2 separate regions of the Homo sapiens genome follow, and region 2 is linked to region 1. Evidence: chromatin loops called from intact Hi-C (ENCODE). Cell type or tissue: IMR-90. All regions are shown on one strand. Each heading gives the region's core, and the rest is flanking DNA. Links, peaks and the distances in the headings are about the cores only. Region 1 overlaps ANTXR1 (ANTXR cell adhesion molecule 1). Region 2 overlaps ANTXR1 (ANTXR cell adhesion molecule 1).

Region 1 (5,384 bases), core at 58-5,057:
AGAATGCATAGATAGCACTGAGCACGGTGGTTAGCTGTTGTTAAGTAAGTTAGCATTGGACACAGCCGTAAAAATGCAGGCGTTTCAAGAGTGACCTCGGGAAATGACACTGCCCAGAAGAATTGGGCAGAATTGCAGCTGTCCTCCACCTGGGTCTTCTATTCTGAATCTTTCCCTCCTCCAGTCCATACTCTCCAGTGTCAACAGCATTTGCTTTCCAAGAAGCAAATCTGATCACGATGCCCCAGTGTCACTGGGTTAAAGCCACTAAGGGTTCCCCTGGGCTCAGGATAGAAGCCACACTCCTCAGCCTGGCTTGTGTGTCCTCCCACAGTGGGGACCCCACCTCCTTTCCACCCGCACTCATGCTGTGCTCCCAGCATGTGGACCTCCACTGCCCCTGCCCTACCCCAGGGACTTGTGCTTGCCTTTTTGTGCGGGAATGCTGACACCTCCTTGGCCCTGCTCTGCAGAGTGTCACCTCCTCGGTGAAGTGCTAGTTCCCAGACACTCGGCTCTTCAGCACTTGGCTACTTGCTGAGAACAATAGCCCGCTGGTCTGCTGGGAGCTATGGAACCAAACTGCCCACGTTTAAATTCTGGCTTCTCCACGTGGCTGTCAGCAAGTTTGTCCATCTCTCCTTGCCTTGGTATTTTTAGTGAGATGAGAAAGAGAATATTATTGAATTCACAAGATTGTTAATGAGAATTAAATGAGTTAGCGTAAGGAAAGCATGTTAGTACATAGAACACTGCTTGGCACACAGTAAATGCTCAGTGAATGTCCGCTGTGCTAACAACAATGTTATTACCATCATTGTCATTATTCTTATTCCACCAAAATGTAAGCTCTTTAAGAATAAAGACTGCCTATTTTGTTCACTACCTGACACAAAAGGTACAGGATATACAGCTGTTGAGTAACACGTTGACCACTGCATGTGGTTAATTGTTTATACGAATGCCCAAGCCCCATCAGCCAGCAGAACACAAGCATCTTGACTAGCCAATCAATCCTGTATTTCCTGGTTCTGCTCAATGGGGAAATAATAGACCCTCAATAAACGTTTGCTGAATGAATAAATGAATGAACCTCTGAGGTTGCACGTACACGTTATCTCCTTCTAAAACATCAGCTTTAGCTCTAAGTTTATCAAAAACTCATGCCCTTCATTCTTTTAAACTGGATATCCAGGGGCTTCTGGAAGATCTCAAAAAACAGACAGTGCATTCGGGGGCTTTATCCCAGAGCAGTCTTCAGAGGAGGATAAAGTTCCTCAAGAAGTGTCTGCCCCTGTGCATTTCCACCCACCAGGACCCCCTTTCCTGCACCTCTCCCCTTCCTGAGCCCCCCGGCTGTCCTCCACCACAGCCAGAGGGAACTGGGCCTCATTAGGGGGACAGTTTGTTCCTCATTAGGGGCACCAAGCTTGGCTGGAGAAAAGCCAGCTATCACTTTATCCAAAGCCAGGAAATCTCCCAGTATGGAAGCCCCCTCTCTCCCATTCTGCACCAAGTCCTTCATTCTCGCTACTTCACGGAAAACCTTCCTCTAGAAGGAAGTAAAAAAATTCCCCCAAAATATATCAGCCCTTCTGCTTTAGTTCATCTACCTAAAGTGAAAAAATAAAACCAGGGAGAGGGGAAATTGTGTATAATGTGAATAAACGTAGTCTGTAGACTTTATTGAAGTACTGCTGTTTTGTAAGCCTCTTACTGACCAGAACCACTTATTATTCCAAATGCACATAGATTTATGATCTGAAATGCTCACCATGTTTTTTACCCTGGAGAACTAGAGGGAGAGCGAGTTCCAGCTCAGTGTTTGACAAGATAGCTTACATCATTTTATCCCCACGTCAATGCAGTGAGGCAAGTGAGGTTTATTATCTTCCTGTTATGAATGTGGGCTGTAGAGACTGAGAGATTAAGAGGGTTGTCCTTGGCCAGCCCTAAGTTTGGAGAAAACATGTAATTTCATTCTGTCACTACTGAGCCCATCGCTCTCTGCCATCACCCATGTATAAATGTTGCAGCCCAGAGCATCCCGTCGGCCATGGCATGTCCATCGTCTGGCCCCTGTGCTCTCTTCCCTCCCCCAACTACCCCTGGGCTGCCCAGCCCTGCACCGGCACTTGTGAGGCTGCAGCTCCCCTGGGGGCAGTCTGGCATTCCCAAGCTCTGGCTAGGGACCAGAGGTGTTTAGTTCCCTGGCTTTTTGGTCAGAGACATTCCAGGGAGTTTCAGCAAGTAAGAGCTGCCTTTAAACAGCTTCCAGCAGCCCCTGCTGAGCACTCAGAGTGGGAGTGAGCCACATCCCAGCTCTGCTATTCACCTGCTGTGTTACCCTGAACAGACCACCCAGCCTCCCTTCCCTGTAATGGAGAAGAGGGAGCAGCTTTGAGAATCTGATAGTGCTGTGAACAGTCTCCCCTGAAGACACTTGCACTAAACATCACAGGTGTCATTTCAGGAGGGTCACAGTGTCCATCCATTGAGCCCACCTGGGTACCCCATAGATCCCCTGCCCCTGGATAAGAATCCCTGGGCCCAGTGAGCTCTAACACCAAAGTGGGAAGCCCCCAGATACAGATTTTTTTAAAGGAAACTTCAGTAGTTTATTTTCTCACTATGAAAGAAAGAAAATAGATTTTAAAAGGAAAATTACTATAAAACCACTACCAGTAAAATTACTATTAATAATTTAGTAAATATAAATTTAAAAATTTAGTAAATATCAGACAGTCTTTATGTCTCTCTCACTCTTGACATACATATACATAAATCCATTATACCAGGAGTGTTTTGTCATCTTATTTAAATATCATTTAAATATTATTTGACAATATGGCTGGGCAGAATGGCTCACACCTATAGTCCCAGCAGAGTGGGAGGCCAAGGCAGAAGAATCACATGAGCCCAGGAGTTCAAGACAAGCCTGGACAACAAAGTGAGACTCCATCTCTACAAAAAACAAAAAAAAATAATTAGCCAGGCATGGTCACATGCACCTGCAGTCTCAGCTACCCAGGAGGCTGAGATGGGTGGATGCCTTGAGCCCAGGAGTTCAAGGCTGCAGTGAGCTATGATCACACCACTACACTCCAACCCAAGTGACAGAGTGAGACCCTGTCACAAAAAATATGAATAAATAAAATTATTTGACAATGTAATGTCTACATAGTAACCGATTGCGTAGTAATTCTGTAATGCATTATTTAACTTTCCCCAATTGTTAACCATTTATGTTTTCATTATTATTATTATTATTATCTGTACAAACATATCTGATTATTTTCTTTTTTTTTTTTTTTTTTTTTTTGAGACGGAGTCTCGCTCTGTCGCCCAGGCTGGAGTGCAGTGGTGATTATTTTCTTAGACTAAAAGTGGAATAGCCAGTTCTATGCAGAAGGAAGCTTTTGATACCTATCACAATTTGCCCCCTCTCTCCTAGAAAGATTTGCTGATTTGCACTCCCAGTAGCTGTAGGGAGGCAGGGTGGAGGGGACTTAGACCCGTGTTCCTAAGCAGCTTCCTTGAACCAGCAACTCAGAATGTTGACACCAAGTGGGGTCTCTGTTTGCTAAAAGTTAGACATCGCAGTCCACAGAAACTGTGTCTAGGACTGGCCTCGCCACATTTTTAGGTGGGTAAAACTGGTCTTCAGTGCCTTCCTCCCTCCCTCATTCCCATGTAGCCACTTGATCTGACTGTAGCCCCTCGCCTCCCAGGTTCAGCAGCCGTTGCTCTGCCCCCACCCCCTGGATTCACAGACCCTACAAGGCATCCCATCAGCAGGCTCTAGACTTTCCATCCACAGCTTTATGAATCTGTTACATGCACCTGTGTGAATGGGTTCAGGGGAGCAGGCTGAATTCAGAGTACAATGGTCCTGAGTCAGCCCAGGCAGAGACTGGGACATCAGACCCAGTGAGGAGGCTGTCACCAGGCAGGGGATGGTGTTCCAGGGGGCCAGATGAGCAGTGGAAGTCCATGTTCATGCCTGCTCTGTCTCTTATGCAGTTGGTCTTTCAAAATGTTCCTCAAAGGGAAGAACAGGGCCTCTCTGAAAAGATAAATTCATTTCCCTTGAAAATTGGCTAAACAGAGTGTGTTGCAGGGCCATGAGCCCCAGAATGATGGGCAGAGTTTCAACCATTTGCTTGGCAAACTGTGCTGCTCTCTGAGCCTTAAATCTGCATATCAGTGATGGGAGTTTGGGGAGGGAAGATCACACATGGTCCCATCCCGCTGCTGACCGCCTCTCTCTTGGCCCTGCAGTCTGACGGTTCCATCCTGGCCATCGCCCTGCTGATCCTGTTCCTGCTCCTAGCCCTGGCTCTCCTCTGGTGGTTCTGGCCCCTCTGCTGCACTGTGGTAAGTGCCCCAAACCTCAGGCCATGCAAGGTGAAGGGTGACATAAAGTTCACAGACCATGAGTAGAGAGAAAGGGATTTTTAAAAAACTAAAGATGGGAGACAAATCTTGCATTTTTTATACAATTTATACAAAATTGATGTGAACTGACATTGATCAATGGAACCATGAGTCACCAGCAGTCAGTATGAGTTAGGGTGTGAGATTGCCAATGGCCGTGCCCCTTGGGTGGGGCAACTGGGGTGGCCGCTTTAGTTCTGGTGCTTAGGGAAGATCCACAGGACAACACAAATGATGAGTGTTATTCGACATGTAATGAACATATATGCCTCTGTGTACGGTACACACACATACACACATACACATTTGTTGAGTTGCCCAACCTATACTCTTCTAAGGCCACCCTGGTCTTAGTAACTAGTCTACCTATCTGAGAAAGTGTCTCTGGCCTGACCTCTTTATTTTCAACAATGAAGAATGGCATTTACCTTTATTCATTGATTTTGGCAACTTTTATAGGACACACCTACTGTGTGACCAGCACTGGGCTAAGCACTTTGGCTACAAGATCAATAAAAACCTGCCTCCTCCCCATCAGTGTCATATGGAGTCATCACATGACAATGTCTCCCCAGAATAGCTTAGGGCCTGGAATAATCCACCCTGACGATAATCCCAAATGGTAAATGTCTGGCTGTCAATTTCTGTTCCCTGGCCCTTAGACTGGGAGAAGTCCAAACAAAGTAATAGCCAAATAAAGAAAAAAAAACATTCCCTGTGACATGTCTATTTCTAGCCTGTGCCCTGCCTTTCAACAAATCAGTGTGTGCTGTGAAGCCCATGAATGTGAAGTGGCCACTGCTCCACTGCCATGGCATCTTCATTTCCTGTATTTTAGTTCTTCCATGGAAGGGCCGGCAAGGCACAATAGACAGTGAGCCTCTCCAGGACAGGGACTCATCTTCATTTTCCCTCTGAAACTTCAGCATTTAGCACACAGTGTGAGG
Region 2 (5,384 bases), core at 254-5,253, 50 kb before region 1:
TCCTCACACTGTCATTTCAGCAGCAGTTGTATTCCTACTGTGTTTCCCACTGTTTCTGATAAAACTGGGTGAGCTGGCACAAAAGGAAGGTCATTTAAGGTGTCATGTTTACCATTTGGAAATTTCGATGTTTAAAACAGACACATTCAAGCAACATCAGATAGTGGTGTATTCCTCTCACTTTTCATTGTTTTTCGAAGCATTCATTTCTGACCTTTGGCCACCTCTTCTAAATGGATTGCTTCATTCTCTGCTCAATCTTTCCTTTCATTTAAAGACATTTCTATGTGGAGGAAGGACTCTCATTTACAAATACAAAACAGCACAACACTTTGGAAGAGTTTTGGTAGTTTCTTACAAAATTAAATATACACCTACCATATGGCCCAGCCATTCCACTCCGAGGTTTTACCTAAGAGAAAAGGAAATCTATGTCCAAACAAAGAAAGGCTTGTGTACAAATGTTCATAGCAGCTCCATTTTTAATAGCCAAAAACAACTAAAATGTTCATCCACAGGTAGGTGGATAAACAAATTACAGTTTACCTGTAGAATGCACTAATTAATACTCAGCAATAAAAAGCAATAAACTATGTATAAATCTCAACATAATTGTGACTGTGTCCTAAAATAATTATGCTGAGTAAAAGAAGCCAGACAAGAAAATTACTTACTGCATGATCCTATTTACATAAAATTCCAGAAAATGCAAACTAATATACAGTTCCAGAGAGCAGACCAGTGGTTGTGTGGGAGTGGAGGTAGGGAGGGCTGGGAGGAGAGATTACAAAGCAACACTAGGGAAGTTCTGGGGGTGACAGCTACGCTCACTGTCTTGACTGTGGTATTATGATTGTGTACATATGTCAAAATTTATCAAATCATACACTTTATGTGCAAGTTATTGTATATCAATTATGCCTCACTCAAGTTGTTATAAATTAAAAGCTATAACTGAAAAAAGTTCTAGAACAATTCAGGCCTCAGAAAGCACCCATTATATGTCAGTCCCTACATTTTATTTTTGATGTTCCATACCACATTAAGCATCTAAGAGGAGAGCAAATTCAAACTGACTCACAAGATGAAATATCACTGACAATAATTTGGCACAAAAATCTTGGGTGACCAGAACAAGTGGAGAATATACAGATGTCTCATTTTCAGACACAGTGAATGACATGCAATCTTTATTGAGGTCATCTCAAAGCTATGTGTTCCACATTTCCAAAAAGAAAAAAGGAAACCAAAGAAATAAAAGGAGAGAACAGAATGGAATAAATCTATCGAACTACTTACTGACCTTATTTTTTCTTTTTTTAAATTGAGCTATATTTTACATGCTATAAAAATCACCCTTTTAAAAGGTACAATTCAGGCCAGGCGTGGTGGCTCACACCTGTAATCCCAGCATTTTGGGAGTCTGAGGCAGGTGGATCACTTGAGGTCAGGAGTTTGAAACCAGCCTGGCCAACAGGGTGAAACCCCGTGTCTACTAAAAATACAAAAATTAGCCCGGTGTACTGGCACATGCCTATAATCCCAGCTACTCCGGAGGCTGAGGCAGGAGAATAGCTTTAACTTAGGAGGCGGAGGTTGCAGTGAGCCAAGATCACGTCACTGCACTCCAGCCTAGGTGATAGAGTGAGACTGCGTCTAAATAAATAAAGTACAATTCAGTGGTTTTTAATGTATCACAAAGTTGTACAACTATAATAACTATCTAATTCCAGAATATTTTCATCACTCCAAGAAGAAACCCTATACCCATTAAGCAGTTATTCCCCCATTTCTCCCTCCCTCCAGTCCTGGCAGCCACCAATCTACTTTCTGTCTCTGTAGATCTGCGAATCTGGACATACCTTATAAAGGGAGTCATGCAATATGTGGCTTTTGTGTCTTGCTTCTTTTATTTAGCATAATGTTTTCAAGGTTCATCCATGTCATAGCATGTATGAGAATTTGATTTCTTTTGATGGCTCAATAATATTCCATTGTATAGAAATACCATACTTATCAGTTGATGAACATTTAGGTTATTTCCATTTTTTGGCTGCTTTTAATAATGCCACTGTGACCGTTAATATGTAAGTTTTTGTGTGGATATAACTTTCAATTCTCTTGGGTATATGTCTAGGAATGGAATTTGGGGGTCATAAGGTAACTGTGTTTAACTTTGTAGAAGAACTGCTAAACTATTTTTCAAAGAGGCCACAGCATTTTACATTTCCACCAGAAATGTATGTGGGTTATAATTTCTTCACCAGCAGATGCCATTGTCCATCTCTTTCTCTTCAGCAATCATAGTGAGTATGAAGTGATATCTCCATATGGTTATGGTTTGTACTTCCATGTGACTAATGATGTTGAACATCTTTTCATTCATGGACCTTATTAAGCCTCAGAAAATAAACAGGATTAGACCTGGTTGGGACCTGAATAAATGATCACCCTATCCTTCCCCTTTATTCTCTTTCTATGCCAAGATATGTTATTTATTCAATCACTCAATGAGCTCATCCTGAGACTGACTCAGTCCTGGGTTAAGGCACAACCCAGCATTCAGAAGAAATAGAAATCTTGGCCTCTGCCATCAGGAAGCTTTCAATGTAATTGGGAATAACAGTGACAAAAGAATATAGATCTTAAGGAAACCTTAAAGGATAGATAACTTAAAAGATTAAATCAAAGACCATTTTCAGGTGGAAAATTCCTCCCTAAAGCCCTGCAATCTTGAGGTACTTCTTATAGGAGCTGTAAGCCAACATACAAGTTGCCTAAAAACACAGCTGTACATATTTTGAAAGGTGGGTTCAGGGCTTTGTAGATTAGTGGAGTTAAATCACTATGTCCTGGTTCTAATGTGTCCTGGTTTTCACTTACTGGCAGATTCATTCGAAAGGGTTTTGTTACATAACGTCTATGTGTGAAGAGCTGACATTCTAGTCAGGCTGCTGGGCCAGATGTTTGAGCTCTTCTGGTAACCAAATGTGTGCACTAACACAGAAACCCTATCAGGCAGGATGGGAGCTCGCCTCTGCCCTGGTGCACTCCCCAGAGCATCATTTCCTCCACCGTCTCCCCCTGGCCTAGGGGGTTAAATTGTTTGGTTTCCACCATTGCCACATCATGGATTCCTGCTGTCTTTCTTCCTAAACTCCCTGAGGTGGGGCCAAGCAGACATGCAGGCAGCCTCTTTTATAGAGGATTTAGCAACTCAACTGGTAATGTTAGAACATGGTGTTAGAGAATAGAGTTTGGCATGTGGCCTGCATTTCCACAGTCTTCTCTTCCTCTGCTGATCTTTGAGGAAACAAGAGAAGTAGGCACAGAAGTGAGGCAGAAAACATTTGGAATCAGCAAAAACATCAAACAACAGATGTCTGTATGTCTGGCATTCAAAATGGACACAGAAATAGGTTTCTATAGGCTTAACTGAGCAAATAAGAGAAGATAAGATTCTTCTACAAGTGCTTGACACGTACTAAATTGCTTATTGAGCCAACCAAGGAATCTGTCAGATGCCTGACAGACATCTAGAGAAAACTACTAAGCCCATCTTTCTAAACGTAGCAATTGTGCATTTGCATCAACGTGTATGTATAAATCCTTCATAGTCATAGGACTTATGCTCCTGAAAAAACCATAGGCCCGTCACCTTAGCTTTTGGATATGAGTCCCAGTTTTTCTGCTTTACTAATGACATGACTCTGAGCAAGTCATTCAAAATGTCACAGTCTCCATTTCCTTATTGTGAAGGCCTCTTATACTTCTAAAAAGCATTCTTTTCTAACTTATACTCCTTGTGGCACATGTAGTGTCTCTGTATTCTTTTACTTAAATTTCAGTTTCTTGCTTCACATCCAGGCCTGTTCCACTTTTCTGCAAAATGAGCAAACCTGCCTAAAATTAAAATAAAATAAGCTTTAAAAAAAATCACAACTTCAACTCCTAAATGACTCATCTGTCAGAAGGCAGTGAGTCCCCCTTTTCGCATGGTGGTTCAGAAGCTAATGGCTGAGTTCTAAGGGCATGGCATTTGGTGCCTAACAGACCTCGATTCCAGTTCTGATTCTGACAAGTTACCAGCTGTGTGATCTTGGACACATTACTTAACTTCACTAAGATCAGTTGTCTCATCTGTACCTCCCCAGGCTGTGGTGAGGTTTAAATGACATCAGACATGTACAATATTTCACAGAGGGCCTGGCTCACATTGAGGGAGCAATTAGCATTAGTTATTATTGTCTTGGCAAACATGGCCTCTAAATTAGTTTCCTGGGACTGAAGGTGGCATATACTCATGACATTTATTAAGCTTCGAGAGTCCCATATACTAATTCTCTAATTTCATTATTCCTCCAACAACAAGTCTACATTTAGATGGCAATGTACTGTGTAAGATCCATATTCACAAACATTGCATTTTTTCCTCTGACCTTCAGTCTATTTCTCTTGTGATATGCCACATAGCATTATCCCGAGCCCCAATTTTTAGATACAAAAGGATGATAAAAGTGAAATAAAGTGGAACACTGACCATTAGATACCAACAAACTTAAGCAAATATTCCCAAACATTTAGCCAACTAATTATTGGGTTTTTTCCATGGTAGGAGTATGGTAAAGGAGAGTTGTTTTTACTTAATAACGATTTTATTCATGTGCATTAATCAAACATACATTATGCCAATGAGAAATTAATATGCAGGCCAGGCAAGATATATGATCTCTTCTATGCAGAGACAAATGAGTACTACACTGAGGGGCTGATATCAATTCAAGTAGGTAGTGCTTGGCAACTGACCACTGCTAAGAAAGACTTTGATTCATTCCTAAGTACAATTATTCCTACCTAGCCTATGTACTGTTACTGTGTGCCCAGTAGAGATAGGAATGCCATAGTGGTATCAAACAACTCCTGACCTAAAGGAATGTTTCTCCAGCTGGGGAAGAAAAGACAAGAGAACACCACCAGACCATACATAATGACAGTCCTACATTGTTCAGGACTAGCTGTGAATGCCCTAAGGCAGTGACTTTCTAAAATGTAGGCACCGTGGGCTCTTAAGAAATCCTTTCAGGGGAGTACAATGTGCAAAACAGACACAGAGGAGGTGAGTTGATTAAAGAGGAAGTGGAGGACCCCTCCCCTGTGGCTCCCTCCGGCTACTGAGATCACAGATTTTCAAACTGCCTGGATTTGAAAACTGGCTAAGATTTGAATGGACAGAGAGGAGGGAGGAAGGTGTTCTGCGTTAGGAGGACCAGTAAGCCCAAAGGTAAAAGGGTGGGAATTCAAATAAGAAGTGATAGGCCCTTCTTGGGACACCTAGTGAGGATGCACTGGTAAGTAGTGAAAGGAACCCACCTGGTTGCTTTTGG

The links. Peaks named below come from ENCODE experiments on the same cell type or tissue, not always from the same donor. Only the 100,000 strongest peaks of a DNase experiment are listed, where the experiment ranks them.
Region 2: a loop joins it to region 1, with 2.0 times the contacts of the local background. A loop is called at or near these places in 4 of 110 quality-filtered maps.

Annotation. Positions count from the first base shown.
Region 1 is chr2:69,147,888-69,153,271 of GRCh38, forward strand. It overlaps ANTXR1 (ANTXR cell adhesion molecule 1), which reads left to right. Exons shown (of 18, transcript NM_032208.3): 13 at 4,282-4,377. Among named protein-coding and RNA genes, the nearest start is that of MIR3126, 47 kb to the left of the region's middle. In IMR-90, for the core only: a CTCF peak has its summit at 2,161; a DNase peak (open chromatin) is centred at 1,864; H3K27ac peaks cover 175 bases.
Region 2 is chr2:69,097,327-69,102,710 of GRCh38, forward strand. The region is part of intron 9 of ANTXR1 (ANTXR cell adhesion molecule 1); the gene reads left to right. Among named protein-coding and RNA genes, the nearest start is that of MIR3126, 3.7 kb to the right of the region's middle. In IMR-90, for the core only: a CTCF peak has its summit at 2,263; a DNase peak (open chromatin) is centred at 2,455; H3K27ac peaks cover 440 bases.